Regions from separate parts of the Mus musculus genome. Here regions 1, 2, 3 and 4 are each linked to region 5. The links are chromatin loops, found by intact Hi-C in ENCODE. Cell type or tissue: heart. All regions are shown on one strand.

Region 1 (5,000 bases), 230 kb before region 5:
GGAGAGGGGTTGTCTGAGAGAAGCTCAGCAAAGCCCCTCCCGGGTGTTTATTCCTGGTCCCTCCCTTCTCCTAGGCTGAAGAAGAGGGCACTCTTAATGAAATTGTGGTTTGCTTTTGTTTTTATGAAGGCCAGGAAATTTAAGCCACAAACTCAGTGATTTATTGCTGGGACCGTAAACCCAGCTGTAGTTTAAGAAGCAAGTTTTGTGCTTCCTGTGAAGGTTGCGTTTTCCGTTGCAATCCTTTCTCTGATGCAGAGTTCACTAACTGCCCCAGCAAGGCACTCCCTAAATCGCACAGAAAGTTCACAGGACAAAGAGGGGGCAAGAAACTGAGAGCTCGGCCCACAGAGCCCAACCAAGCTCTGGCAGGTGGAGTGAGGAGTGAGAAGCAAACCTGACAGGCACCGAAACAACCCAGAATCCTAGCCCCAAAGAAAAACCAAGTAAAGACGTGCGTGCGGGAGGAGAGGGACAAAGGTGCCCGTTGTCACCATGAGTCGGTTAATGATTCGCTGATTTGTTTGTAGGTGCTCAGGGAAGTGTCTCCTCTCTCTTGCCAAGAAGACGTGCCTTTCCCAAGGATGGAGCTAGTGAGATGAGATGCCCGGCATTGTGCGTGCAAGTTACACACACACACATGCAAGTGCACACACACACACACACACACACACACACACACACACACGTGCATGCATGTTCTCAGTGATGCCTCCCAGTTCCTGCTGACAGAAATTGTTTGCCTAATATCCATAAAAGAGTTCACTCAAAGGAGCAGTTGTTCCCAGCAGCCCGAGGCCACTCTTGGATTCATCCTGGGGAGGGGGGCGGGGGGGGGGGAAGGAGCCACAAACCTAAAGAGCTGCCAAAAAATAGGAGGGGAAAAAGAAAGCCAGAGAGAGACTGTTTTGTTTGTAGCTCATTAAACACAGGTCTCTCTCTCTCTCTCTCTCTCTCTCTCTCTGTTTCTCTCTGTTTCTGTTTCTCCCTCCCTCCCCCTCTTCTCTCTCTCTCTCTCTCTCTCTCTCTCTCAATCCCTACCCCCCAAGCACCATGCAAACAGTCAAACAATCCAGATATAGTCCAGACACACACACACACCCAGAGCAGTGGGGGTCTCATTAGATTTTAAAAGTCCAGAACGTACCCCTCTGGCTCCCCCCAAAGTCCCAGAAGAAGGCTAGGTGTCCACATCCAGGACTTGCAGGTGTGGTCTCTTCTGTCCCAGAGCCCCAGCCAGGTCCTGGAGCAATAAACTGGAGCTTAGGGTGTAGCTCAGAGCTACAGTACTGGCCCAGCACAAACGGGGCCTTGTGTTCCATTTCCAGCGGTACAAGGGTGGAGGGGCAGCAGCGTGGTAATGAACACAAATGGAAGAGAAAATCCTTCCCTGTCCTGCTTGTGAGGAAGGAGAGGGAAAGGGCAGCAGTTACCCACTTTCCCACGGTGCAAACCCCAAGATTAGGGCTGGGTTGCTGACGGGGCTCAGCTTCAACCACTCTCGGCGTTCTCTTTAGAGCCCTTAAGTAAGCAGTTTGGCACAGTGTGCAGAGTCGGGTTTGTCCCTGGTCAGGACTGTGTTTACTCTGTGGATTGTGGAGCAGCGTGGGCCCCTGAAAGACTGCCTGTTAGCAACAAGGGGGGAAAGGACAGCAAGCAACGTCCAGACATTGATTCTTCAGTCTGTAGTGGAGGCAGAGACACTGGGCCAGGGGTCGATTCTCCAGAGGTTAGACTGTTTTTTTGTTTTTTTTTTTGGCTTCTGTGTAGCCACCCATAAAGCTACCTCCCGCTCCTCTGCACCCTGGGGCCTCTCACTTGCCAGGCGGAAGCCAACCACATGATTTAACAGAAACCAGGATACAGGTCACGCTGCCTGACAGGATCGCACACACAGCCTTCTTGATGCGTTTATCTAAGTTTCAGCTGTGTGCCCTCTCCCCTTCCCCCCTCCATTCCCCCCCTTCGTCCCCCACCTCCCTGCGCGGACTTTAAGTGTTTCCTTACATCTTCTTAGGAGCTGATTGGCAGGGACCCTGTGTGCATTTGTTTCAGATTTCCAAATAGGTGCTTCCTGACAAAATGGCCCCAGCTGGCAACTATTGCCTTTGAAGGAGCTCATGTCTTGGGAGTGACACCATCATTCAAACGCCTTTTACGTAATCCGACCACATGGGGGCGCCCAGGAACTGGGTTCCGCAGACTGACCAAGCTGCTTCCGACTATATTGCCTACCCAGGAAATTGAACCAAGAGTCTGTCTGTTGACTAACTTCCAGAATACTGTCAGGTTTCACTAAGAAAACGGGAAGAGTTGAGAGAAACCGGGCAGGTCAGTTGCTATCTATGATCCCCACAGCCCTTCAAACAAGGAGGAGCCAGGTGAGATTTCTGGTCCTTTCTGTCCCACCTTGCAAGAAGCTTTTGGGAGAATGTGTGGTTGCCAAGCATTCGAGCAACCTTTGACTGCTTCTATAATTTCCCACAACCTGCGCCCCCCCTACACACACACACACACACACACACACACACACGTGCACGTGCACGCGAGTACGCATGTTATCGGTCGGGTGAATTAGCATCTCTGCTTCCTACTGTAATAAGGAGATAGCGATAGTGGGCTTGCAGTGATCACCATTAACAGTGCAGTGGGTCTCACACAATCAGTACTCAGTAAAATAGCAGCCATTCCTGCACAGGAAAGCCGGAGTCTAAGAAACAGAAGCCCCCTATTCCCATGAACAACTAATACTAGCCAAAAGGGTATTTATTTATCTGACGCATGGTGTTTGCGACAGCCTTGGCTTTGGTTCTCAGAGATTGTTCTGACTTGACAATGAAATGCATCCTTACATATAACAGGTGTTGTGCCACAGCCTGGCTCTGGTCCCGAAAGGCTTTGCTCTGCCTTGTTCTATGGGTTAACTTTGGACTACAACTAGTGACAGGTGATAAGTGCCCTTCTAGGCAAGGGGATTATGGGATTATTAGAATCAGTTTCACCTGACTGTTTGAGTGAACTCGGCCTTGAGAAGGCAGCTACGATGACTACAGCAGCTGACAGGAATGCCCAAACCAACCACGCCTATGAAGTTTCTGCTAACAGGACCCGTGTGAGCCAAGGCTCAGCCACCACAGCACCGTCGTTAGGCGCTGGGCTTCTCTAGGTCACTGCCTCTCTGTGCTTCATAGACACTGTCCGGTGGTCTAGCATGGGCCTAGCAGGTGCTCAGTGAATGCCATTTGAGCTGCTAGATTGATGGGCCCACTAGGCCTGAGAGTGGGTGAGCATATGCGCCGGTGAGCTTCGCTCCGCTCCAAATGTTTGATCATGCTAATCACATCTATGTACCAGGTGGCCAGCTCAGGGGCTCTCGGTCGTTTGTCCTGAACCAGCAGATGCCGCACTGACAGAGAAGCTTAATAGGGATACAGGGCCCTCACACTCTAATCCAGACACTCTGACCTAAAGTCCCCAGAGCGGGACCCAGCCACCGGTGTCCCTAAGGAGCCTCCAGGCAGTTCCAATGTAGGAGAAATTCGGAAAACCCCTGAGAGACCACACCACGAAGCACCCACTGGGTGTGTGGTCTGAGAATGAAGATACCAGGAGCTAGCATGGACCCTCACTAGAAGTCAGGTGCTGTGCAGTCAATACTTTGTTTACTCCCCCATTTTACAGATTAAAAATAACTGAGCCCAAAGAGAGTAACAACGGTGTTGACCCAGGCTGAAACCCAACCAAAACCATTACTTTTATGTTTCAGAGACAGAGTCTCAAGTATACTGGGCTGGCTTTGAACTCATTACGTAGCCAAGGATGAGCTTAGACTTCCGATCTTCCTGGCTCTGCCTCCTGAGTGTAGGGATTACAAGCATGTGTCATTGTAGCTAGTTCATGTGGTACTGAAGATCAAACCTGAGATCTTGTGCATGGCAGGAAAGCCCTCTGCTACAGCCCCAGCCAGGCCAACATCTGCTCTTAAAAGCCTACAGGAGATGCAGGAAGGAATGAGAAAAGTCGTGAGGACCGTGTGAGGATGTGACATTGTGGGACTGAGAGAAAGCACGGCTCCAGGCCGCTTGAGTGGAGGGTGGCCTTCACAGAGGGAACAGTTGAGCTCATCCAAGAAGAATGAAGAAGGCTTGGCCAAGGGTTCCCAGAGGAACAGGGAGTGCCGAAGTATAGAATCCTCCCAGAGTGGACGGTAAGTAGTTCAATATGGCTGGCTGGGTAGCGTGCCTTGGAGGCCAGAGGCCAGGAGACAGCATAGAACTGATCTTCCAGGATGTGAAGGAGTCCGCTGTAAGAATCTGAAGCTGTCTATAAGCTGGCAGTACAGTTTCTGTGGCAGAAAACATCTCAGCGTGAGGACGACTCTGATCCCCAACAGACACCCACAAACTCTCTCCTCTCTCTCTCTCTCTCCCTCTCTCCCTCTCTCTCTCCCTCTCTCTCCCCTTCTCCCTACAGGTAGCCATAGAAGGTGACATAATTAATCTGGCATTTTGGTTTCAAGTAAGGTCTAATAAAACACAATTTGGGCAATATCTGCCAAGTGGCTGATTATCCATCAGATATTAATCACAAAATACAGCACGTTCTTTTTAAGCTTAAGTAACAACTATAAGAAATAGCCACTGGATATTTCTGGAGAGATGGCTTGGTAGTTTGGAGCACATACTGTTCTTATAGAAGATACAAGTCATGTTTTTAGCACCCACACAGGGCAGATCACCACTGCCTGTAAGTCCAGCTTGAGAGAATCCAGAGTCTTTCTGTCCTCTGGGGACACTGTACTCATGTGCACATATAAACCCATATACAAACACATGAACATAATTTTAAAAAAATCTTTGTATATAAAACAGATATACCCACTTAGATAAAACCTTTCAACGAATTTAACCATTAAAAAAGATACCTACCAGGCTGGAGAGATGGCTCAGGGGTTAAGAGCAATGACTGCTCTTCCAAAGGTCCTGAGTTCAATTCCCAGC
Region 2 (5,000 bases), 290 kb before region 5:
CAGAAAATAACATGAATAAAACTTCCCAATCAGTAACATTCTCTTGGATCTAGAGTACCGCCAGGGTGCAGTTGACCAGCATTGACTCAGAATTCTTCCGGGTAAATGAAGCCTTGGGTTCTGCCGAGTCAGCTGTCCCTCCCCCTCTCCCATCCCCCACAGTTCCCTGCCTCCACCCCCACTACCACTGAGTCCTCCTAGCTGGGTTTGGAATTCCAGCCACAATCCCACCAAGATGTGAATCAGGACAGAGGTAACTCCCCACTCCCCACCCCCCAAATCTCCTCCTGGGGGGGAAAAACACACAAATCTGTGTTTTCAGAATGACAATCTTATCTGTGTGGCTTATAAAACTACATTCAGACCATAGCATCATTAAAACAAGGCGAGGATTCATGGACAAGTGGGGCATTTACCACATAGGCCAAAGAAAAGATAAATTATAGGCCTGAAAGCTGACTGAGCTGTGATTCACACAAACCAACTGGCTGGCAGGGACGGGGCTTTTTTTTCCCCCTCTCTCTCCCCAAGTGAACCAGGGTTCTAAGATAAACATTTAATAGATCTCGCACGTGCGCAAAACGATCCTACAATGGCAATCTGGTTTTACTGCTCATAAAAGAAAACACTGGGTGTCTGTTTCTCTCTCAGTCCTTCCAGGGGTATCTTTGTGGTGGGCTCGAGGAGGAGCGGTCGTTGCCAGGAATGGTTCCTCAGGAACTAGAAATGCTTCTTTTTGCTTTATGAATTTATTCAAGTTCTGCGGCGCTTATTTAAACAGGAACCCTGTACAAGAAGAGAAAGATGGCTGGCTTTGGTAGTTCTAGCGTGATCTCATCGTATCCGTCTTCACAACCCTCCCCCCCCCCAAACTTTTCGTTACATTTATTATTTATTACATTTACATTATTATTTATTTGTGGGTTGTTTGTCTGTCTGTCAGCATGAGTACACGCATGCGTGTAGGTCAGAGGACAACCTGTGGGAGCCGATTCTCTCTTTCCACCATGTCGGTCCCTGAATCCGATCTCTGGTCATCAGGCATGGCAGCAGTGCACCCGGACTTGCTGAGCCCTCTCGAAGGCCCCAGCAGACTTTCCTAAGGGATGCCAGCTCCGGGCCCCCAGGTCACTCCAGCCACAGGAACCACAGTCTGAAGAGCAAGCCTGCTGTTTCCGCTCCCTGATCGCCTTCTTTCCAGCACTACGTTCAGAAACGCTGCTCTCCTGGGAAGAAGACAGGCGGACAGTAAAGTGGATGTGGTGGTGCACGCCTGTAATCCCAGCACTTGGGAGGCGAAGGCAGGAGAATCGGGTATTCAAGATTATCCTCTGCTACACAGTGGGCAGGAGGCTGGCCTGGACTACACAAGATCCTGTCTCCAAACCAAACCAAACCAAAACCAACAACAGCAAACAAACAACAACAAAAACTGGGACAGGAAATAAATTTAAATGACTGGGAGGAGAATTTGGAAAGCATTATCTAAAAGGACAAAATGTGTGTGTTTCTGTGTGTGTGTCTGTGTGCATATGTGTGTGCGTCTCTCTCTCTCTCTCTCTCTCTGTGTTTCTTTGCATAACACCAAGCAGTTCTTAGTAGGAATTCTTAGATCTCTCTCAGAAAACATGGCAGAGGAGAGTGCAAACGCACACACATATAAATGTGTGTGTATATATATATATATATATGTTATATATAATATACATATAAATATGTAATATATATTAAATGGCAGAGGAAAGTGGAAACAAACAAATATACATACATGCATACATACATATGTACGTATGTACATGTGCACGTGCATGTGTGCATGCATGTGTGTCTTTGTATTTTACGTGTCTGGGCGTTTGTCTGTGTACCATGAGCATGTGTCACCCTCAGAGCCGGAAGAGGGTGTCAGATCCCTGCCGCTGTAGTTACTGGAGTTTGTGAGCTGCTGTGTGGGTGCAAAGGACTCTTAACTGCTGAGCCATCTCTCCAGCCCTTAGACTTTTACATTTTAAGATTTATTTGATTTCCACTTGAGATCTGATCATTTCCCAGATAGGAGCATGGCTATCTCTAGGAAATTTGTTTCAACCCTGTGTGATGACAACACAATTAAAAAAAATTTTTTTTCAGTACACTTGTCTTTCAAATGACCCAGTTTAAAGTTAATTATTTACTGAGGCACTGGACAACATTTTATCCATAACGTTATTGACTTTCTACTGATGGCATTCCGGGCTTTGTGTATGCTACATAAGCACACTGCATTTGAGTGATCAATCCCCAGTCCAAGGATTTTTTTTTTTTTTTAATTTTAGCTTCCTTTGCAAGAGGAAAGTTTAGAATTGAGAAAAACCCACTAGGTTGTAACTCTCCACCACAGCCTCATGTACCCACTTGCCCACCATGAAAGGGCAGTGGAAATATTGAAATTAGTAGTAGTAATTTCTTTCCCATGATGGCTCAGTAGATGTACGCTTTCCTCATTTGTTTATTCCTCTATGTTTTCTCTATTTTTAGGTGTTTTTTTTTTAATTTAAGAGGGGATTGTGAAAGGGCATTGCAATATAGAAATATTGCAATCCTCCAGCACCGCTTCTCAAGTGCTGGGATTACAGGCGTGAGCTGCCAAGCCTGGTTTGTCTGTTTCACACAATAAAAACACAAAACAAAACAGAAACACAGCCAACATTTCTCCTGTTCGTCCAGTAGGTGGCGCCGTGGGACAAGAGCATCCCGAGGCGCACTGGACATCTGCAGGCCTCCCTTGCCGATCACAGTGGCGCCCACAAGAGATGATTTTCTCTCTGCTTAGTTCCCAAACTCAGCGATCCAGACCTTGTGTGGCAATTGCTCTGAAACAACGCTGGCTTTTCAAACAAGCCTGTCTCCAGCACTGTGCGACAGTGGCAGATTTTGGCGCCCTTTCCTGATTGACATTTCCTGGATTGCTTCAATTGCATTCCTTCCCAGTCCCGCTATGAGCTTAAAACATGAAAATGCACTTTTATTAGCTGGTGTGAATCGGGATAGGAATCGTGGGACAAATAAGAGCATCAAGCAAGCAAACAAACAAACAAAAATCCCTACATCGATAATACATCTTTGATTTCCTTAGTAACTCTGAGCTTTGTGGTTATATGGGGGGAGGGGACGGGGTGGGGATCACAATAACAAACCGTTACCAGTGAGACCCACAAAATTATAATAGTATCTTCTTCGTGCTTGTTAATTTACTTTCTTTTTAGGCAAATAAGTATCTGAATTGTATGTCCTAGAATGAGCTAAACATCTTTTTCTTCCTGAATCTAAGGTCTCCGTGTAGGTGCCAATGATCTGGGGAGAAGAAAGGGAAGTGAGAGAGGCAGACAAAACCCACGGTGCAGTTGTAGCATCCTGCATCCCCGGGGGAGAGGAAAGCCGCATTCCTCACTTTCCTTTGATCCCAGGCAGCACCGGCTCCAATTTCTAGAGATTGAAGGAGCCGGTTGCTGGTTTCTGCACCTTCCTCCAGCTCAGTTCAGAAGCCCCTGCGTTCTCAGCCCTGATTCTTGGTCTAAAGATTCAAAATGAAGTCAGCCCTAGTCCGGCTTTGGGCTGCCAAGACCCTGCTGTCGAGGAGGCTGAGGATTGATTGGCACTTGTCAGAGGGAGGGGACTGAGGATCACAGATGGGTTTCCTCATCGAAAACCTAGTCCCAGTGAGGCAGAGGCGGCCCCCAACCCAACAGATTAGGGTGGCTTATCCGGAGCGCCTTCCTGTTTGCTCTTTGAAGCCAACAGACGGAGGAAAACGCATAGGCTTCTGACATAGGGAATAATTACCCACACCTGTTTGCTTAAAGGTTTCTGGGCATTTCCTGAAGAATACTTCTAGCGTGTCCTGGGAACCTTACTAGTGCGATTAATTGTAGTGCAGACAGTTGAGATTAAGGACAAAGACAGTCCGGTCCTGCAAGAAGCTCTCAGCTGGTGACCTGAGAGCTGGAGCCAAACCCCAGCCTCATTTACTTTGACCCTAGAGACGATTATTATGCTTTCTCTAGTTACACAAGTTGTTTAACCTTTGCTGTTATAGACTGCCCTGGTTGTACTTCTGTTGCTGCATTAAAATATTCTGGGGGCGGGGGGGGGGGGAGCAACTTAGGAGGAAAAGGTTTTATTGTAGTTCACAGTCCTGAGTTACAGCCCATCATTTTCAGGAAGTCCGGGCTGAGCTCAGTCTGCTAGTTACTGATTTAAGGGAGTTCTCTAGTCTGAACCAGTCCAGAGCTCAGCATAGGGAATGGCGCCGCCCACATAGGGCCATGTCTTTGTTCATAAATCAACCATCAAAATAACCCCCCACAGACACGCCCAAAGGGCATCTACATCGAGACAATTCCTCATTAAGACTCTGATCCCAGGTGATTCTCTGTTGCATCAAGGTGACAGTTAAAACCAGCAATGCAGTAATGCACTCTCCTGGCTCAAATCGAGAAATTGCAATCCATACGTTTGTCTGTCATTGCCACTGACTGAATTCTTCTTGCCCTTTGCATTTTAGTGTATCTTCCTATCATTTATTTAGACAGAAATAAAATCTGAATTCTTATTTTTTTTCTGTCTTCCAGAAATAGTAATATAGTATATACACTGTACCACGCTTTTATTTAGTTAACACACTCTTTGCCTGCACATAAAGCGCTTCCTCATTCCTCATGTCTATGAAGTGTTCTACTGAATAGACAGACATACCATGCACGACACATTTAACCTTGACTTACCCATGACCTTTGCCTGTCTGCCCAACTCTTCTGTCACTCTCCCTACAGCAAGCATCTTCTTCCAATTAGTCATTTGACCTGTGTGATGTTAGGTTTAGAATAAACTCTTAGAAATGGAATTGCTAGGCTATTTATTTTTATTTATTTATTTTGGTAAGCAATAACAACTTTTCCTCTATCCAGACTGAATTAATTTATACTTCAGCAGCACTATCTGGGCACCTGTTACTACAGCCTGCT
Region 3 (5,000 bases), 100 kb before region 5:
AATTCTTTAAAAAAAAAGACTGCATTTAGGGAAGATTTCTGGAAGGAAGTATCATGCCGTCAAGTGGTTACTAGCCATCTCCACTTTGAACTTTCTAATGAGGGTGAACATATACTTTTTAGAAGTGCTTAAACTAAAATGATCAAATGAAAAGAATAGCCTAACGACATCAGCAAGTGCCATCCCACGAGGATCGTTCCCCTGCCCGCTTCCTGTACGTCGCAAATGAATTTCTGTTCCTTGCTTCCTAAACGTGGAGTATCATTCATTATCATCCACATTGGAATAGCTCTCTCTCTCTCTCTCTCTCTCTCTCTCTCTCTCTCTCTCTCTCTCACTCTCATGGGCCCTGTCTGTCGGTGCCTTTGTTCCCTGCTGGCTCCTGGAGAGGAGGGAGACCCTGAGGCTTCCGGATTGTAACCCCGCAGCCTCCGGTTTGCGCTCCTGACGTGCATTTGAGCAGCACTTGAGCGGCTCCATTAACCGGAGTGAAGTTGCTGAGAGATAAAATGCCATCTTGCTAGGTCCATTCTGTTGCGTCACCATCCTGTTTTAGGTCACGTCGGGTCGTGTGGCTCTCCGATGGGGGCTGGACCAGCAAACAGCGTTTAGAAACAGGATCTCTGTAAACGCCTTCTCCCTCCCCAATTAGCTCTTGGAAGCCCTCTGTTCCATTTTCTTCTGCCTCAGGCATGCGTAAAAGCGATCAAAGGGGAGGAGGGAGGAAAAGACACTTGTGAGATTGTGTTAAAAAAAAAAAAAAGTCTCCATGTGTTTGAGAGAGACTCACTTCGCCAAGCATTTACTGCAATAAAAACACGATTTGCTAATGAACATGATTCGTGTGTTCTGGGATTGATAACAGATACAGAAGAGCAGAGCAGTCGTGATCGCTGCTGTGGGTATAGTTTTCAGGCGAGGAAATACGGAGAACCCAGTTTATAATTTATTGAAGCCACGGCAGTTCTGGGCTGTGCTCGCTTCTGGTGTGCCCTTCTCTGGTTTCCAGGATGATGGTGTACCGGGAGCCTCCTTCTTGCCCCACAACTGTGCTGGAGCGGGGGAGGGGGGGGCGGGGGTTCGGTTCTTAATTTATCTCCTCATGAACTGTTTTCTCAAGGAGGCTAGGGTCAAGTTTGGAAACCAAATTTATGCAAAGAGGGATTGTGACATACTAGAGGGAGGATTTGAAACTCGAAGGGGGGGGCTACATCCCAACTTCTCTGGAGAAGCAGGAATTCCCAGCTCTGTTTTGATCACTTGAAAATGTCACAGTTTAGTTTACAGGTATTTCTGAGGGATCATTTTTGATGCCTTTAAATTTAGGAAAATACTCAAATACAACCAGAATTAAGTGTCTCTCAAGATGGAAAAAAAGGGGCCTACTGGCTATTGTCTGACCTCCCCTGGGCCTGATTGACTAGTAGAAATTGCATCTCCATGGGAACAGATAAATGTCTGCTTTTCATGTCATGAAATAACCAGCTCGGTCCTCGGAGCTTCACCAACCTAGCACTTTATCCGGGCGGCTGTGAGCAGAGTCTCCCTTTTCATGTTCAGCCAAATTATCTGCTAGAATCTCTTTTCAAGCCTAAGGAGGGGGAAAAACAGAGAAGGGAGGGAGGGAGGAGAGAGAGAGAGAGAGAGAGAGAGAGAGAGAGAGAGAGAGAGAGAGAGAGAGATCCCCTCCCCCTTCTGCATGGAGTTAATTACTGTATTTTCCTCGGGGAGACGGAGGAAGAAGACACCCGCTGAAATAACACGCAAATGATGACTAGCATGTAGTATCTGCCTGTTCAATAGCTGTGGGTGATTTTTAAAAAGGAGGCCGGCCAGCGAGTGCCAAGGCGACCCTGAGAGGCTGGTCCTAGGACCCACTAGGTTTTGTTTATTTGTTGTTACACTGGGACTTGGCTGTGGAGTCTTAGGCAAGTGGACAGCAACTGTTTCGCGCTGGGGTCTGAGAAGTAGGGTGAATGGGAATCATGGGAGAAGTCGCTGGCGAGCCTCAGATTATCTGCCTCCCACCCCCATCCCCAACCCCGAGCCTCCAACATCTGCCATTTTGACTCCCGTCTCTGGTGCGGCGCTCTGTGCCCGCCACATTGGAGGATAGTCTGAAAAGAGAGCCGGGGCTTTCTCTATCCACGTTCTAGACATTTCGGCTTCTGTGCTTGGTTAAAAATACCACCAGAAGCAGCATCTTTTTATTTTTTTCTTTTTTTTTCTGATGATACTGCAAGATTTCCAACCCACCTTTCTGCGTCAGAGGGAGAAGGAACGAAGAAGAAACATCAAAAGGAAGAGAGCAGAGGCAGGCTCCCTCCCGCACAAGAACAAACTCTTGTGGGGAAAGATATCCTAGACCGATGGTTCTAAAACCAGGCGCCAGAGCGCGAGCGGGGAGCGGGCTCTCTCTTTTTTGGGATCTATTTACCCTCTCCTGTTATTGTGTCTTCTGTCACTGAAACTTTGTGGTTTGTTTCTCTTTTCTTCCTCTGCACCTCCACCCAGACAGCCAGCAAGTCTGAGCAGGAAATGACTGAAGACTAGTGAGCTGCACCCCCACTATCCCCCACCCCCACCCCACCCCTCACCACCCACCCCCGCCCCCTCCCAGAAGAATCCAGGTGAAAGATGCCTGCAGGAATTTGAAGATGGTGTGAGCTCGGCTCCGTGCTAGCACACTCCTAAGTCTGGAAGGCCAGTGGTCTTTATCTGGCCCAGCTGCTGCTGATGCGGAGATGGGAATGCACCCATCCAGTGTGTGAACACTGCGCCCATTGTACCCTGCCGAGCTGATGGATGCCTGAGTAATTGGCATGGAACCTACTCTATTAACAGTACAGACAGATATGTGAGCTAGCTGAATCCCTCCAACATATGCCGGGCGTTAGCCAAAGGAGTTTACCATTCTGCCAACATCCCGGCCATTCGGCACATAATTAGGCTTAAGGGTTCTATCACTCTGCCGGGGATCAACAAATAATGGGGAATTTTAGCACTTCCTCTGAATAAGAAGTGAGGAGGTTGTGGTAGTCTCAGTCTAGCGCTGACAGAGGGCAGTGTTGACCATGTGGGGGCGGGGAGGTGGTGGTGGATAGTTTGAGGCAGAAGAGAGTGGGGCTACACGTGCTCATTTCAGGAGATTTTAAAATTAGGGGTGTGTCTTTATTCGGCTCTTGTGTGTGTGAGTGAATAAGGAGGATATTTGTCACGTCCTGCTGGATGTTAGTGTCTTAAAGGAGAACGTGCCACCGTGGACTGACATACAGAGAGAGGCCATTTAGAATGCATGTGTCTGCATTCTGCAAGCCTCCGGCCTCCACACAATGTGCCACGGCAGGCACATGCCCGTGCTCACGCGCATACACAGCTAGGCAATGTAATTAAAAAGAAAGCGTTTAAGAAAGGTAAGGTGGGGGAAGGGGGAGGGAAGGAAACAAGGAGGAGGTAATTCTATAAATTAAAGGCATCGCATAGTACATGATTCTCTTTTCGCAACCATGTGTATGTATCTATAATACACACACACACATATGTATCCCCCTCGTTTTATTTGCTGTTGCTATGACAAGATACTCTGACAAATGTGACCAAGGGAGTGACTTAGACAAAGTTTCTGTTGATGCAACAAAGCACCTTGATTGAACAGTGAGTGGGTATGGAAAGGGTTTATTTGACATACACTTCTGCATTGCTGTTCATCATTGAAAGAAATAAGGACAGGAACTCACACAGGGCAGGAACCTGGAGGCAGGAGCTGATGCGGAGGCCATGAAGGGACCCTACTTACTGGCTTGCTTCCTCTGGCTTGCTCAGGCTCCTTTCATGTAGAACCTGGGACCACCAGCCCAGGGATGGCCCCACCCACAATGGCTGCACCCTCCCACATTGATCACTAATTATGAAAATATCGCCCAAGCTTGCATACAGCCTGATCTCATGGAGGTATTTCCTCAATTGAGGTTCCTTCCTCTCAGATGGCTCTAGCTCGTGACAAGTTGACTTAAAACTAGCCAGCACACCTCCCACCCACTCCATAACCATAGCCCCTTGTTTCCTGCTTCCCCATTGCTCTTGAAATGTAAAACAAAAAAACCCCACTATTGCTCTGTCTTAACTTCTCAAAAAATGCAACCTATAACCAATCAATCAGGGAGCTGAAAACAACTGGAATTCACAGCCTAATAATTTCAGAGGACGGGAGTTCGGAAACAAGGTGGTAGAGCCACAGTGCCCTAGAATCTTTATGGAAGTGTTGTTCTTTGCCTCCTAGCAGGTGGTGGTCCATCTTCCACGTTCTGGGGCTCCCTCACCTCGAGTCTGAGCCTTTAGACCTCATTCATTCTACTTCGCACAAAATATGGGTGTCTTTTACATGTTTAAATCTATTGTCACTATGTGTGTGTATGTGTGTACGTGTGTATATCTATACGCGTGCATGTGTGCATGCAGGGTAGGGACAGAATACAAGTGTACCGCGTGCATGTGGAGATCAAAGGTCAACTTCTTTCCACCTGTGCTGTGTGTCCAGAGATGGAACTCAAGTCACCGATCTTGGGGCACAAGCACTTTTACCCACCAGGACATCTCACAAGCCCTTTTTATCATTGTTATTTGAAGCGTCTCATGTGTGCCAGGCTAACTTGGATGGATCTGTGGATTTCACTATATAGCTGAGGCTAACCTGTCTTCAGACACACCAGAAGAGGGCATCGGATCCCATTACAGATGGTTGTGAGCCACCATGTGGTTGCTGGGAATTGAACTCAGGACCTCTGGAAGAGCAGTCACCCAACCTTGAACTCTTGATCCTACTGCCTCCCTGTGCCTATGAGCTGGGATAACAGGTAGAAGCCACCATGCTTGGAACAAAACCTGGTGGTGTCCGTTTTAAGGGCCTGGTTTGCAGGTGTGCCAAGAGTACTGTGTGCCTTCTGTCTGGACCGTCTGGGGGAGATTAAGCTCCCAATGAGATGAGCACGTCATGGAACTCT
Region 4 (5,000 bases), 390 kb before region 5:
GCGCGGGCCCCGGCCCCGCGCATCCCTCACCTCCTCAGACCCCGGCCCCCAGCGCCCCGCGTCTCCTCACACGCCCCGGCCCACGGCTCCTCGGACCCCGGCCCCGCCGCACTCACCGCCTTCTTCATGGTGGCCGCCATCTTGGACTGAACCACGGGGCGCGGGGGAAAACCACTCGGGCGTGCGTCACCCCCCGAGGTCCCTCTCGAGCCCTGCTGAGCCAGACTCCCCCCTAACGCACAGCACTATCTCAACACTGCTGCTATCTGTGTCTCTGAACTATAAATTCCCAGGGCAAGGACTCAGGAAAAAAAACTATGCCCTGGAAACACTTGGTATCTTCCAATTAAAGGGACAGGCAGCTTCCCTCTCGGCCGGCATAAATACCAAAAGCGGCCAATAGTCGGGCCCGAGATCCCAGCCACGGCCAGCAGGGGGAGCGCTGGGTACCACCCAGCTGTGTGGAATGGGAAGCTTAAGAAATTCTTTTTCCATTTATTCAACAACCTAGAGAGAAGCTAAGGAGGGTAAGGGCGTGGCTTCGGCAAAGTATTTGGTAAATCATTTGGTCAAGTATTTGCACTCAAGCATGGGGACCTGAGTTCGATCTACAGCCCCTACCACATAAAAACCCAGTGCTGGCGAAGCTACAAGCTGAAGGCCACTCTTGAAGTTGATCTTAGCTTGTATGCCACTGATCACTGCAGGGGACACTAGGGGATCAGCCAGGAATAGATGAAGCCAAAGGTAGGTGACACCCAAAAAGATCCAGAGCAGTGGTTCTCAATCTTCCTAGTGCTGAGACCCTTTAATACAGTTAAATGTTGTAGTGCCCCCCCCAACCATAAAAAGTAGTTTTGTTGCTACTTCATTATGTAAATTTGCTACGGTGCTGGGTCATAATGTCAATAAATATCTATTTTCTGATAGTATTAGGCGGCTTCTGTAAAGGGCTCCCGATCTATAGGTTGAGAACCACTGACCTAGAGCGCTATAACAAACTTAAATGCTTAGATAATAGCTTACTGGACGGTTGCTTGGCTATTTATATTTAGAGACAGGGTCTTGCAATGTAATCCTAGCTGTCCTGGAACTAGCTGTGTAGACCAAGCTGGCCTGAAACTCACAGAGATCTTCCTGCCTCTGCTCTCCAAGCGCTAGGATCAGAGGCGTGCTCCATCATGTGCAACTGAAATGAATTCTTTTATGTGTTTAAAATTAAATTGGTTCAGAAATATGTCTTCCACTCGCTCAAATATGTTAGCCTGGGAAGACTGCCCACACAGGGCCCAGTGGGCACCGAGCTTCCTTAGTAACCAGGGCCATTGTTAACTTCGGTAGCCAAGACTTTGCTCTCAGAAAGTCGGAGGTCTGAGGGCAGAAGAGCTTAGAGTATTGGGGTATGGGCCATTGTCTCATTTACCAAGGGACAGGGAGGACCAGGTGTGAGCCGCAGGACAGTAAAAGCACGGCTGGGCGCTCTTGCATCTCTGCCAGTCCCTCCTATGGCTTCAAGCACAAGGGCATGCCAAGGAGGGGAAGAGGGGCAGATCTCGCCTGTCTGCTTATGACGCAGTGGGTCTCAACCTTCCTAATGTGACCCTTTAATACAGTTCCTCACGTTGTGGTGACTCCCAACCATTAAATTATTTCATTGCTACTTTACAACAGTAATTTTGCTATTGTTATACATTGTAACGTAAATGCCAGACATGCAGGATGTCTGATACTTGACCTGGGTGGGAGGGCCATTCGACTTTCCAAAAGGATCACGGCCCACAGGTTGAGAACCGCTGTTCTAATGTATAATGCATGTGCCCATTTGGTTACAATCTATCTCCTATCGTTACAATGCAATCCTGCTCATTGCTTGCATACCATCAAGCCCTCTGGATATAATGAACTTGGACTCCACAGAGTGAAGTCCTAACACCCTCCTGAGGAAGGTTTGCCGTTTGCACTCTGCTACTTAGCAGTTGCACATACAGAGTCAAATCTCTGGACCTGGAATTACTACGGTGGCACCACTTTTGAGGAACTCATTTGTATATACCGCAAACCCCAGTCCTGAACTCTGTAACCCTTAGACCAGACTCAGAAGGGAGAGCTAGTGTCTGGCTGCAGTGGTCATGGAGAATCTGTAGTTAGTGGCATGTTGACTGGACCGAAAAGACACCAGACACTGGGGATGCTGCATGTCAAACAGATAAAGTACCCCGTCCCCCAGCACCTTGCTGTCTACTGACAGGAGACAGACCACAAACAACCCGTTAAATAAGGATAGTGTGTCAGAGAGGGTGGTTAGTGTAAATGTGGCTGACTGTCCCAGCAAGGGAAACACATGCAGCTTTCGTCAGGAGAACGCCACCAGAGAGGCACGAAAAAGAAAGAGAAAACAAATTCCATTGGAAGTGAATGTTGTCCAGGCTTGTCCTAGCTTTTAGACTGCGTCACACAGGGATGATGAGCATATTTGTCGTTTTGTGACAGTGTGTGTGCGCGTGCGTGTGCGCTCGCGCAAGTGCCCCTCCCCCAAGGTCCTGCGTTCCCTGGGGTTGAAGAGGAAAAGTCTGAGTGGCAGGAGCCACAGATCTCGCTAGCAGGAAGTAATTTGATCATCTGCCTGCAGGGGGCACCCAAGGACTATGACTGAATTCTCAGGCATCCAAGCCCATTTCCCAATGTTTTGGACGTCTTTTCATCTTATCCTGTTTGTATCTGACTCAAAGATGTTTGTAAGCTATTTTGTCCTGACAGGGTTTGAAATCCTCGTACCTCCCCACTGCACGTAGGACCGGTCAAACTAAAATTCCAAACCAAGGCGCGCCTCCCTCTCTGATCTTCGGGTAGCACTTTTCCCTGGAGAGACATGGACAAACATCTGCTCACCCTAGAAAGGAAAGCGATGATGGAACCAAGTAAGGATGCCACACGAGTTCAATTTAGTGAAACAATGAGTTTATCCCACCCGGGAGGGTGGGGGATGGGGTTACGTTCAGGAGTGTGAGGGGCCACTTGGAGGAACGTGGAGGAATCAAAGATACTCTTAGTCCAGTCAGCATGCCACCAAAATCCCCACTGACCACTGCAGTCAGGCACTAGTTCTTTCATCTGACAGCTCCCAGAATGGGAAGGACACAGGCCTCTTGGATGAAAAGGCCAGACCCCTCTCCAGGCATAGAACCTTCCAGCACCTTGCTTGACATTGGACTTGTTCACCTCCACAACTGTGCGAAGTTCATCTCTGTTGCTTAGGAATTACCAATAACCGGGTCGCGGGGTTCCTTGTTACAGCGGCACCAACTTACTGATCCACTTCTCTTAAACACTTTCACCCCTGCAAGCGACTCTATAGCTCTCTGCCCGTTTCCTTGGGAGCTATTTCTCTTCTGCTAAGCCAGGGGCACCAAGGGAAGCCGATCTTGCCTGCTCATTAATGGGTAAACTGATGTATGGACAATTAAATGGCGGCATATTTAAGGACTAGAGAGTATTGTGAGATACGAGATAGCTGCTGGTGCATTTGTTCAGTAACAGTGTTCCAGAGCCCATATTCGTGTTCGCATTTCTTCTTCCTGTGCCTAATATCAAACGCCTCGCATAAACTGTAGCTCTGTGGGCCCGTCTCCTGAATAACTGCATTTTGTCACCAGGTGGCGCCATGACTCCAAATTTTAGCTTTTCTTCTGTGCAAAGCCTTAGGAACCGGCCCAAAGGACATGCAGTCTAGTAAGCCACACTCTGGGCCAAATATATAGTCATCTCTTGCGAGTTTCAAGTTGTAATTTTTCCTAGAAGAGGTAGATCTTGTTTTCAAAGATATCCTGAATATATGGATTTTTAGATTTTTATGGAATAGACCGTTTACTGGGCTAAGCATTAAAACTTAAGTGTTAGAGTGTTTGACTGGCATCCATAATGCTTTGAATTCGGTCCCCAGAACAACAAAAAGACCGGGGGGGGGGGCGGGCAAACCATTACCTAATCTGTTAACATTAGTGGTACCCGGCCCTGCAATTTTGACATTGAGAAAGAAGTCATTATTTAGAATCAGAAGCTGTTGCCGGATACCAGTTCCCTGGAGTGATCGATCCATCCAGTGGGGATACGTTCAGAACTGTGTGTCTTCTCACTGAGCTGGGCACCCTCCTCACAGGGCCGCTGCTCACAAACGGGTCTGATACGCGCTGAAGTGGACAGCTTAGATATTTATGATCGTCTAAAGCACTTTGGATATCTTCCTAGGTCTCACTCTTACCTCTCCACTCCAGAAGTCAGACCTCAGCTTACCTTTAAAGATGAAGCCAATCAGATTCGCCAACACAGTACAGGCCCAGATCAAGCCAATCAGATTCAGCGGTGCAATGAAAGCATCCAGTAAAAACCTCGAGGGTGAGGGTGCTGCAGAGAATGGATTCTCAGAGGTCAGAGCATTGTGGGACCAGGAGCTCTCTGAAGCCACAATGAAAATGTACTGACTTTGATGAGCTGATTGGGGGGGGGGGGGGAGGAATGTAGGAGCCATCTATCAATCGAGGAGACCTCAGTGTCCTTCCATGAGTTTTGTGGTCATTGCATGCTCCAACCGCAGAATCTGTGCTCTTTCAGGCATCGTTTCCCCAGTTCCTCTGACGAATCCTGCTGGAGGATATCGTGCTGCTTGTGGCGTGAAGAAATTTATTGATATGTAGTAAAAAGTTACTCCTTAAAACTCCAGCCAAGAAAATCAAGAAGACTGGGGGAATGTGGCAATGTCGTTGAGGTTACAGTGGGGTGAGGATAAACACCTCACTCCGGGGTGAAATTCCATCTAAAGAAAAAAGAGCCCCCTCTGAAGGTTGCTACAGCGCATGCGTACACTTTGCCGGCGCTCATGCTTCCTGCTTTATAAACCCCACACTGGAGGAACATGTGCGGTTTTGTAAGTGTAAGGTGGACATGGGTCATGATGAGGAGTGACAGACTGAGACCGTCCATCAAAGTCCCTCCGTGCTGTGGTT
Region 5 (5,000 bases):
AAGCCCACGCACTGTTCTGAGTGCAGCAAAGCCTTCAGGACATACCACCAGCTCGTCCTGCACTCGAGGGTGCACAGGAAGGACAGGAGGACTGATGCCCTGTCACCCACCATGGCTGTGGATGCAAGGCAGCCTGGGACCTGCTCCCCAGACCTCAGCACCACTCTGGAAGACAGTGGGGCCGGGGACCGAGAAGGGGGCTCTGAAGACGGGTCTGAGGATGGACTCCCTGACGGGCTCCATTTGGGTGAGTACTCTGCTGCCTCCCGGGCAGCGAGCGTTTGCTGCAGGGGGCTCTGGGAGTCAGGCTATCATCTCCGTGCTTTGTGGTAGCACTGTGTAGTCTCATAGAAGCATCACAGGCCTTTTTAAATGTCTTTAATAAGGAGGTGAGTGTAAAAGGCTGGTCCAAAATCCCATTATGAAAGGGCTCTGTATCTTTTGCTCCCAGAGGACTTAGTTTTTATGGTAGTGCACCATGGGGATGCTGCTGGCTGCTTCAGGCAGTGCCCTGAGGAGGCCATGACCTGGTGCAGAGTGCTAGGAATTATGGGACCGAGACCTAGGACTTTACCAGCTGTCTGGCATTCACTTCCGTTGTTATACAGGACTGCCTATCACAGCCTTGTTAATGCTTTCACCTACATGGGTTTCTGGTGCTCCCAAAAGGGTCAGGGAGGCTTCCTCAGCGTCCACTACTCACGCAGTGGGACTACTTGCCCAGTGTACTCTGATCGCTTTGGTGTTTGTGAGGCCAGTGTTGATGAGGGAGCTTCTGACGTGGTCTTTTGCTGCAATCCAGAGGTGGGGGCCCACTTCTGAACCCGCTCCATGAATTTGGTGTTAATAGAAAAAAGCTTTTGTCCAGTCTCCTGACTGATGTGAGCCTAGAGCCTTTGGAGTAAATATACCTGTTTCCCATCTTGCTGCCCACCCCACTTGAACCATTGTTTGTTAGTTAAAGTAACTAACACTCCTGATGTGTGGGCATGGCCCATGGGTTCCTTCTAACACTTCCAGATGTGTGTGGCCACTGGGTAGGTAGTATGTTGCAAGTCCTCTCTGAGACCAGAGTGAGTCTGAATAGTAAAATCTGTCAGCCACTGTGCATGTGAACCAGCACCCAGTTCTTTTTCTGGTCACTACTGCATTTTAGGAACGTTGCTTTCATGACACTCGGAGCTTAGCATATCTCACTCCTTAGTCCCCAGAAAGGTAAAGATACATGGTGTCCATGATGTCATGAGAATGTCAAAGATGGCCTCAGCACCTGTGCAGTTCTGCAGCATCAGCACTGTGGATCCCTAAAGTCGTTTACTAGTCATTGTACCTGGTGGACAACTTGGTGGGGTCCTGGGGTAGGCGTTTTGGCCTGGCTTGCCATAGGTGGGAGTGCTGGAGTCTGGCTGCGGTTCCTGGTGACCCATTATACATTGCCCGACCTTTCCTTGAGATTTCCCTGTTTGCAAAATCGAATCATCCACTTTGTGGCATCCTCCTAGGCTGAGCTCAGCCTTAGTTACAACCCTGCACAGAACAGCATAGTCCAAGTCCCAGGCCATAAGGCAGGTGCCAGATGTTGGGAAGGCCACGGCCTGTGTGTTACAGAGGTATCCCTAGCCATTTGAATGTGATGTAGCGAAGCTCACACTGTGACAGCTCAAGGCAGGGTGAGCTGTGGGCAGAGTTGTGAGTGCAGTGGACCTCCCCCACTGTGCTGCCCTCCAGTCTGCTTTACTCTTACTTTTAAGAAGTTGAAAGAGAGGCTGTGATGACTTTTCAAAGCCTCTTAGACCATCTTAGGGAGTGGTGTGGTGTGTTTATGGATCCCCTTCCCTAACAGGATCTGCTGTAATGGAGGTGGTCCAGTCCATCCACTATGCCTGTTTTTGCCCAGCTGTGTGGGTCACCTGCCTTTGGGAGTTAGTAACAGTGCAGCATTTGACAGAGAAGGGAAGAGGCCTGTAACTGAAAATAAAGTTTTGTAAGGCAAAATTTAGTTTAGTTTTGGACCCCAGGTGGGGACGTTTGTGTAGTTGTGATTGACTGCCCTGCTCCACCATGGCCCTGATCTAGACTTCAAGAGATATACCTCCCAGATAGGACTGACAGAGACTAGTGGAGCCATCTTATCTTCACGGATGCACATTATTTACAAGTTGGTGGGCTGGTGAGAGTGGAAAGTCCCAGCCAGTTTAGTTAGTCTGTCCTCAGTGGGTCCTTCTCATGGGGCACTTCAGCCTTGCCTTTGAAGTCTGGTAAGCCAGGCCTCTTTTGAATAGGAGATTGCTTGGAAACCACAGATTTCCATCTCCCCAAACTTGGCTAAATTTTGATCAGCTTTCCTAGGTGCTTGCCCAAAGCCAAGTCTGGGCTGTTTCTGAGGTTATTTTGTGCTTGCCGCCCTCTAGTGGTAGTTTCTATATTCCCAGCCTGTTTTCTGCTGGCTGTTGGGAGGTTTTATATCACCTCCAAATACTGGTTCTGAGTTCTGGCAGTTTTTCTGTCCAGTGGGCACACATCTACCTTAAGCATGAACCAGTTGTAACGGCTGCCAAGTGTCAAGAACAGAAAGTGCCTGTCAGGTTTCATCTCTTAAATGGTCATTCTTAGGATGGAAGTACAAACCTCTTTAGGGCACCACAACCCTAAGACACAGGGTAGTGCAGAGCCTGGTGGCACACAACTTTAGTCCCAACACTATGGAGGCAGGGTAGGGGGTGTTTGTGTGTGTGTGTGTGTGTGTGTGTGTGTGTGTGTGTGTGAGTTCTAAGCCAGCCAGGGCTATCTATATACCTTGTTCCCAAAACAAAAGCACACAGTCTAAGACATGAAAGGCTGCCCGGTGGCATTTTGTATGTTATTTTAGGCTTTGAAACTTCTAAGCAGAGCTAAAATAATTCTTTAATGGTTTCCCCCAAATGTTTTGTGTTGAGAACCTGGAGTCTGAATTCTTGAGTCCCGCACTTGGCCTGACTGACACCATTATTTTTGTTTCTGCTTTAAGATAAAAATGATGATGGAGGAAAAGCGAAGCCCCTCCCGTCCTCGAGAGAGTGTAGTTACTGTGGCAAGTTTTTCCGTTCAAACTATTACCTCAATATTCATCTCAGAACGCATACAGGTAAAGGACTGGGGTTTTAAAACATGTGTTGACTACAACAATTGTGTGCTGCTGTGTAGTTCAGATGGCTTTAGTGTGTGGTGTTTGCAGCTGTTGTATGTCTACAACATCACTGCAGCTTGAATACTACTGGCTCCTGTTTTGAGGCTGGTTTATGGTTACCATATCTTAAGGCAAACTCGTAATGTTTTGAAATGCCACATTTGAAAACCCTTTTATGACTTTGGAGTGAAGCAAGGGTGTATTTGGTAGTTTGGATGTAGGTGCAGTGATGGTGCGGGTGAGAAGGTCGAGGCTTCCATGACCTGGGTACAATGGTTAGTCCACTGTGCTGAAAAAGTGCGCAGATGCTGCCGTTGGGCAGCCATGAAGGTTGGGTCAGTTAAAGCGTGCTCTTACTGGGAACCAGGTTTACATTTTCAATTGCATTGCACTGGGGGCATTGGTGCCCTAGCTGTGAGGATTGGCAGAGGGAACAGCCCATGTTTGGTGTCATAGCTTGCTTAGCTTGCAGAGTTCTATTGGCACCTTTCCTAAACATCATGATACAGTGGCATATCTCGTTTTAGGTGAAAAACCATACAAATGTGAATTCTGTGAGTATGCCGCAGCCCAGAAGACATCTCTGAGGTACCACTTGGAGAGACATCACAAAGACAAGCAGCCGGTGGATGCTGCCGCTGAGTCCAAAAGTGAAGGCCGGAGCCAGGAGCCGCAGGATGCGCTACTAACGGCTGCTGACAGTGCGCAGACCAAAAATTTAAAGAGATTTCTTGATGGTGCCAAAGATGTTAAGGGAAGCCCACCTGCCAAGCAGCTTAAGGAGATGCCTTCTGTCTTCCAGAGTGTTCTCTCACCAGCACACAGCAACGATACTCAGGATTTCCATAAACATGCAGCTGATAGTGCTGAGAAAGCGAGGAAGAGCCCTGCCCCTACTTATCTGGACATGCAGAGAAAGAAAGCAGGGGAGCCTCAGGCCAGCAGCCCTGTCTGCAGACTAGAGGGGGTTGGGTCCTTAGCACGGGAAGCTGGCCATAGGGAGAAGATGGATCAGGATGCTGACTACAGACATAAGCCCGGTGCTGACTGCCAGGACAGGCCTTTGAATCTATCCCTTGGGCCGCTCCACGCCTGTCCTGCAATCTCTTTGAGCAAGTGTCTGATCCCCAGCATTGCCTGCCCCTTTTGTACTTTCAAGACCTTTTATCCGGAAGTCCTTATGATGCACCAGAGACTTGAGCACAGGTACAACCCTGACCCGCACAAGAACGGCAGCAGCAAGTCTGTGCTGAGGAACAGGCGTACCGGGTGCCCTCCGGCTTTGCTGGGAAAAGATGTCCCTCCCTTGTCTGGCCTGCACAAGCCCAAGGCCAAGACTGCCTTCTCACCACACTCGAAGTCCCTGCACTCAGAGAAGGCTCGGCAGGGGGCCTCGGGGCCAAGCAAAGCACCCCAGACTTCAGGACCAGACAACAGCACTTTAGCCCCAAGTAACCTGAAGTCACACAGGTCACAACCCAATGCTGGGGGCACCAGTGCCACCAGGCAGCAGCAGTCAGAGTTGTTTCCCAAAGGTGGCGTCCCTGCTGCTATGGATAAGGTGAAGAGACCTGAGCCAAAACTGAAGTCCCTACCAGCCTCCCCGTCTCAGTCCCCCCTCAGCAGTAATAATAGCAACGGTTCTGTTGAGTATCCCGTGAAGGTTGACGGCCCATGGGCACAGCAAGGGAGAGACTACTACTGCCATCGGAATTCTGGCAGTGCCGCAGCAGAGTACAGTGAGCCACATCCCAAAAGACTCAAGTCCAGTGCGGTGTCCCTGGACACAGAGCATGCAGGGACCAATGGCAGAAGGGGCTTTGAGCTCCCCAAG

Evidence for each region. Hi-C counts contacts between places; a loop is a spot of excess contacts. Peaks named below come from ENCODE experiments on the same cell type or tissue, not always from the same donor. Only the 100,000 strongest peaks of a DNase experiment are listed, where the experiment ranks them.
Region 1: it touches region 5 in a loop (5-fold over the local background); 34 of 42 quality-filtered maps call a loop at or near these places.
Region 2: it touches region 5 in a loop (6-fold over the local background); 12 of 42 quality-filtered maps call a loop at or near these places.
Region 3: a loop joins it to region 5, with 5 times the contacts of the local background. A loop is called at or near these places in 27 of 42 quality-filtered maps.
Region 4: it touches region 5 in a loop (5-fold over the local background); 14 of 42 quality-filtered maps call a loop at or near these places.

What each region holds. Positions count from the first base shown.
Region 1 is chr2:170,340,517-170,345,516 of GRCm38, reverse strand. It overlaps a transcript of Bcas1 not described here. Among named protein-coding and RNA genes, the nearest start is that of Gm39999, 5.4 kb to the right of the region's middle. In heart, a CTCF peak has its summit at 2,173 (motif pointing right); DNase peaks (open chromatin) are centred at 2,156 and 4,176; H3K27ac peaks cover 1,669 bases.
Region 2 is chr2:170,399,350-170,404,349 of GRCm38, reverse strand. The region is part of intron 4 of Bcas1 (breast carcinoma amplified sequence 1); the gene reads left to right. Among named protein-coding and RNA genes, the nearest start is that of Bcas1, 26 kb to the left of the region's middle. In heart, a CTCF peak has its summit at 2,710 (motif pointing right); a DNase peak (open chromatin) is centred at 2,749; H3K4me3 peaks cover 1,214 bases; H3K27ac peaks cover 1,359 bases.
Region 3 is chr2:170,216,721-170,221,720 of GRCm38, reverse strand. No RefSeq gene overlaps it. Among named protein-coding and RNA genes, the nearest start is that of Gm17619, 25 kb to the right of the region's middle. In heart, a CTCF peak has its summit at 3,047; DNase peaks (open chromatin) are centred at 590, 1,980, 2,800 and 3,060; H3K4me3 peaks cover 3,472 bases; H3K27ac peaks cover 4,110 bases.
Region 4 is chr2:170,506,586-170,511,585 of GRCm38, reverse strand. It overlaps Pfdn4 (prefoldin 4), which reads right to left and starts at 356. Exons shown (of 4, transcript NM_001110152.2): 1 at 117-356. The coding sequence starts at 140. Gm16796 (predicted gene, 16796) reads left to right here. Exons shown (of 3, transcript NR_040367.1): 1 at 1-747. In heart, CTCF peaks have their summits at 418 (motif pointing right), 2,623 (motif pointing right) and 3,652 (motif pointing right); DNase peaks (open chromatin) are centred at 145, 405 and 2,595; H3K4me3 peaks cover 1,238 bases; H3K27ac peaks cover 495 bases; H3K27me3 peaks cover 1,784 bases.
Region 5 is chr2:170,114,266-170,119,265 of GRCm38, reverse strand. Zfp217 (zinc finger protein 217) reads left to right here. Exons shown (of 6, transcript NM_001033299.3): 2 at 1-247; 3 at 3,008-3,124; 4 at 3,694-5,000. Among named protein-coding and RNA genes, the nearest start is that of Zfp217, 14 kb to the left of the region's middle. In heart, a CTCF peak has its summit at 2,413 (motif pointing left); a DNase peak (open chromatin) is centred at 2,375.